2 separate regions of the Homo sapiens genome follow, and region 1 is linked to region 2. A link is a contact called in ENCODE Hi-C or POLR2A ChIA-PET data. All regions are on one chromosome and are shown on one strand. Each heading gives the region's core, a stretch centred on a gene start or an enhancer-like site at or near the end of the contact. The rest is flanking DNA. Distances are from core to core; before and after follow the strand shown. Region 1 has its middle 140 kb from the start of KLF5. Region 2 has its middle 80 kb from the start of KLF5.

Evidence for each region. A loop is a pair of places that touch in the nucleus more often than their neighbours do. ChIA-PET counts read pairs that join two places held with the same protein, here RNA polymerase II (POLR2A). Pooled maps may share reads with other maps.
Region 1: a loop to region 2 is called in a map of PC-9, with 5 times the contacts of the local background. The contact joins two enhancer-like sites. A Hi-C loop is called at or near these places in 2 of 168 maps with a recorded cell type or tissue (MCF 10A and PC-9), 1 of 37 single-sample maps with no recorded cell type and 1 of 50 pooled maps. POLR2A ChIA-PET finds 5 or more read pairs at or near these places in 1 of 52 experiments (Caco-2).

Annotation. Positions count from the first base shown.
Region 1 is chr13:73,193,078-73,195,777 of GRCh38, reverse strand. No RefSeq gene overlaps it. Among named protein-coding and RNA genes, the nearest start is that of KLF5, 140 kb to the right of the region's middle. Within about 2 kb of position 1,322, at least 4 of the 41 ENCODE cell types and tissues checked have a DNase peak (open chromatin) inside an H3K27ac peak, as active enhancers do; they include PC-9, where a contact is called at or near this core.
Region 2 is chr13:73,137,423-73,140,122 of GRCh38, reverse strand. No RefSeq gene overlaps it. Among named protein-coding and RNA genes, the nearest start is that of KLF5, 80 kb to the right of the region's middle. Within about 2 kb of position 1,347, at least 9 of the 41 ENCODE cell types and tissues checked have a DNase peak (open chromatin) inside an H3K27ac peak, as active enhancers do; they include PC-9, where a contact is called at or near this core.

The DNA.
Region 1 (2,700 bases), core at 73-2,572, 56 kb before region 2:
AGACTCCATCTCAAAAAAAAAAAAAAAGATACATCCCTTCCCCTAAAAAAAGGTGTAGTGGGTGATTAATTTGATTCTAATTTGGTTAATTCTGCCTAAAAATAAAGCAAAGTTGTATAAAAGAGGTAATATTTGAGCTAAACCCTAAATTATTGGTAGGATTTTGATGGAGAAAGGAAAAGCTGTATTCTAGCTTATCCTAAAATGTATTCTACAAAAGGACAATCATTTGTAGGCATGCAAACCAAAAGCCAATTACACCTTCCAGAAAGGAACTATTATTTTTTAAATACTCATCTGAAAAGAAGAAATATTCAGAATATTTTATGCTAAGCTCAGACTTACTTGTACCAGAAAATACTTTCTGAGCTTGTGAGTCACTTAGTTACTTAAAGAATAAAATTCTGAAAGAAACAAGATTATATTGTGTGTCAGTGACCATGAAGGTTGAATTCATTTACCTAGAACAGTTTCTGTTGACTTAACTATGCTTTAAGTTTACTTCTCTAATTCTGTAATGAAAGTAGCAGAGCTGGTTACAGGGAAAATGTTCATAGTGAATCACAGTTTGAGTGCTTTTGTTCTTTTTATTATTTTTTTCTTAGAGCATGTCTTGGTAATTTCTAACTCCAAGCTTATTTTATTGAAGTCTTCAATTTATAACTAAATCTGTTATTATGCCAACAAACTTGATCTACATATTTTATTTATTTATCATTGATTTTTTAAAAGAAATGAGGTTTTTCTAACCAAAGTCAATTTGGAGTCAAAATAGATGATATACACTAAAATTTCATGAGGAGTTTTCTATGAAGTCATTTGAGGAAACAAAAATCACAAGAACTTTTGAATTAAAACAAGTTTATTTTTGTTGCCAAATATTTTTAAAATAATAATTCTGCTTTTTAGCACCTGTGTGCTTTTTAGTCAAACACACCAAAACGCCACCAGGTTGAGAGGAGCAATCTGAATACTTTAAAAGCTTTAAAAAATAGATTTAGCAGGTAATTATGATTTTTATATCATAAAATTTTATTAAAATCTCCTCTGTCTCTTGTTTATTCTTCCACTTTACATGTTTAATCTCAACTGCCTTCACATATCAACCTCATTTACTCAAGCAGAGATAAGACCAGCGGGAAAGAGAAAAACGTACCTTATTATTTCAAGTCGACAAATAGTTATTGAGTGCCTATCTTGTACAGAACTATGCTAGGTGCTCTGGAGAATATGAAAGTAGCATGATACCTGACCTTTGTCCTCATCCTTGTATAGAGAGATCAAATCAGTGGGGCATTGCAAAACAGTGCAATATGAGAATAAATGTTCATGGCATGGGAGGGGCACAGACAGGAACTCACAGATTCAGATAAGGAAGGGCTCAGGTTGAGCTACAGTGGAGGGAAATGATGGCCTCCAGAGAAGATCTCGGCCTTGGGGGATGAGTTTAAAGGGTCAGATGGGTAGAGAGGATAAGCAAGCCCAGGCAGTGACATGAGCACAGATGCAGAGACAGGAAGGGGTAGATTGTATTTGAAGTTCTAGTTTGGCCAAACTGAGATAAACTCACCATTAGGGAGAGTGGGATAAGGTTGGAGTAGTTAGGAGCAACTTTGCAGGCAGTCTTAGAAGTATTATGCAGGCAATAGAAAACCATTCAAATGTTGTGAGATGGAAGATGACCCAGCAAAACCAACTTTTGGGCACATTCCTACTGCAACTCTGTACAGAGGAATATTATAGAAGTGTAGGATAGAAGGGTATTTGACTTTCCAGATGTGAGGTGATGGGAATTTAAATCATTAAAAATACTTAACTAGGAGGCCATTGGGCTAAGATGGCTCCAGTGCCTTGGGTTCCGACATAAGCAAACCAAATCCCAATTTGATGTAAACAATAAAGCAAAATCTAAGCTTAACCAATTAGAAACCACCAAATAACCTTTAGCTAGAAATCTGACCAATCAGAAACCACCAACTGACCTCTAACTAGGGACTTTTCACATTGGCTAATCAAATGTTTTCTCTGTCTTGCTTCCAAGAATACTTGATGTTTCCTCTCTCACACACTTCCCACACCTCATGGAGTGCTGAACCACTTGAGGTCTGATGATGCTCAATTCATGAATTGCTGAATGCTTAAATTCATTAAAATTTTAATATGACTAAATGTATCTTTTAACACAATTATGGTTGGTGGTAGTAGAAAAAAATAGAAAAGAAAAAAATGGAAAAAAAGAAAAAACAAGAAAAGAAGCCAGGCATGGTGGCTCCTGCCTATAATAATTCCAATTCTTCAGAAGGACAAGACGGGAGGATTTCTTGAAGCCAGGAGTTTGAGACCAGCCTGGGCAACACAGTGAGATCCCGTCTCTACAAAAAATTTAAAAAAAATTAAAAATTAGCAAGGCATGGTGGCATGTGCCTATAGTCCTAGCTACTCAGGAGTCTGAGGCAAGAGGATCACTTGAGCCCAGGAGTTCAAGGCTGCAGTGAACTGTGATGGCACCACTGTACCCTAGCCTGGGCAACAGAGCAAGACCCTGTCTCTAAAAAAATAAAAGATACTAAAAAATAAAAAAACAAGGAAAGAATCAATTGGATCTGTGTATTGACTAATTTGAGACAGCTCTTAGATGTATTCATAAACGTAACTATAAACTCCAATCAATATGTCCAAAACTAAGCTCAGAATCTCCGT
Region 2 (2,700 bases), core at 98-2,597:
GAGGCCAAGGCAGGAGGATCGATTGAGCCCAGGAGTTCAAGACCAGCCTGGGCATCATAGTGAGACACAGTCTCATTTAAAAAAAAAAAAAAAGAAAGAAAGAAAGAAAAAGAAAAAAAAGATCAAGAATATACCAATAGTCCATATTAGTAATTATGATGATTGTTGTTATTGTTATGACTACTATGGGGAGGGGGGTTACAAAGCTGACTGAGTACGGGTTAAAGCCTTCCCAAGCCACAGGTTATTACCCAAAAATAGAACATAAAGAAAAATCCTTATGAAATGGTGCCCAGATTCCATTTAAAGACGTGTAGGCCAGGTGCTGTGGCTCACGCCTGTAAATCCTAGCACTTTGGGAGGCCAAGGCAGGTGTATCACTCACGATCAGGAGTCTGAGACCAGCCTGGACAACATGGTGAAGCCCGTTTCCACTAAAAATACAAAAATTAGCCAGGCTTGGTGGTGCACACCTGTAATTCCAACTACTCAAGAGGCTGAGGTAGGAGAATTACTTGAACCCAAGAGGCAGAGGTTGCAATGAGCCGAGATCGCACCACTGCACTCCAGCCTGGACGACAGAACGAGATTCCGTCTCAAAAAAAAAAAAAAAAAGAATAAAAGAAAGACAGGTAAACCTCAGAGAAATGACTGGGCTGGGAAGGAAGCAGCCTATTTATGACAGCCACGCACTTTACAAAAGCTCTCAGTGGGGGACGACAAGGCAAGCAAAGAAAGAACTTTCTTAAGTAAATATGAAATCAATTAAAGGAACAGATCCCTGGAAATAAATCATTTACAGAAACAGGTCCCACCTGTGGTTTCTAACACAAAATACACTGAATGCTCTACCTCAAGTCACTAAATGAAAACGGATTCCAAAGTAATTCAGTCTCTATACATGGTGAGTAAGAGGCGAGCTGCTAAAGCAAACCCTGCAAAACAAAGGTTTTCAAGATATCAAATCCATAGCCTTTCTTATCACAAAAGAGGTGAATGAATATGATGGTATTCTTACAGCATGTTTGCCATAGCATTTGTCAGGGAGTTATCCTGTGCAAAGGTAAGGTTTGGTATGCAGTGTCATTATTTTCCCACCTACTTCTGTCACAAGGTCTACTTAAAGGGCAGTTTCTTTCCTTAGTTCTTTAAATGCTTCCAAAAAGATATCTTAAGGTCAAGAAACTCCAGCAATGTGCAAATATCTTTCGGGAGTCGTCGATTTCCCCCTAGTACCATTAGGGGAAATGTTATTGTAGGCAGTCTACAGCAAGTTAATGGAGGGTCAAGTTTCTGTTTACTTTGGGACAGTATTAGTAATCGGAACCAGGAGGAAGGAGGCCTGGCGGCACAGGAGCACAGCATTCTTGGTCAGGCTGCCTTCGTTTGCTAGTTCGGATTCCAGAGTATGTTGAAATGATATTTCACATTCAATATTTGGAGAAAAAAACATATATATATATATTTACATACACACATACACACACACGCACATACACACACACATATATATAGTATCTATTTTGCTCTCCTTTCAAGACTTTTAGCCTTTCCACATTGGCAAAGGCTGGATTATAAGATTTGGATTCATTAGTGTTGCAACAACTCTGAGATTTGGTAGCTGAGGATTTTTTGTATTCTTTGCAAATTAGTCATAACGAGATGGGGTTTGATGACATTTTTCTCCTCAAACAGCCTCTTAGTAACCAAAGTTCAATAACAGATTAATACTCCTTTATCCAAACAAATTAAACAAATTCCGGAATATTTGGCTACATACTGGTACGTTCAACAAATATTTATTTGGTGCCGATCATGTACCTGGCACTAAGCAAGGCACTGAGGGGACAAAAGTGAACAAGACAAACTAGTGCTTATGAAGAGGCAGCAAGAGGAGTGTCTTTGCAGAGATGGAACAGTTCTATGTCCCAATTGCGGTGGATACATGAACCTGTACAAGGGGTACAAGATCGTAGAACCACACATATGTGCACACACACACTCACACATACACACAAGTGTATGTAAACTGGTGAAACATCAGAAAGGTCCTATAAGTCTAAACAATGGTATTATATCAATGTCGGTTTCTGAATTTTGATAATGTACAATAGTTATATAAAAATGTAATTCTTTTGAGAAACTAGATAAAGGGTACATAGAGGTATTTATATTATCATTTTAATTTCTTTTTTTTTTTTTTTTTGAGATAGAGTTTTGCTTTTGTCGCCCATGGCAATGTGCGACAAAGTGCAATGGCACAATCTCAGGTCACTGCAACCTCTGCCTCCTGGGTTCAAGCAATTCTTCTGCCTCAGCCTCCCGAGTAGCTGGGATTACAGGTACCGGCCACCATGCCTGGCTAATTTTTTGTATTTTTAGTACAGATGGGGTTTCACCATGTCGGCTAGGCTGGTCTTGAACTCCTGACCTCACTTCATCCACCTGCCTCAGTCTCCCAAAGTGCTGGGATTACAGGCGTGAGCCACCGCGCCCAGCCTATCATTTCAATTTCTTATGACCCTGAAGTTATTTCAAAATAAACTATTAATTTTTAAAAAGACTAGTCTTTGCTCTCACGGAGCTTGCATTCTAGTGGGAGAAACAGATAACTAACAAGTAGACAAAATAATCCCCAAATTACTTTATGTAGTGTGAAGAACATTGTTTAACAAGTGCCATGATATGAAATAATAAAAG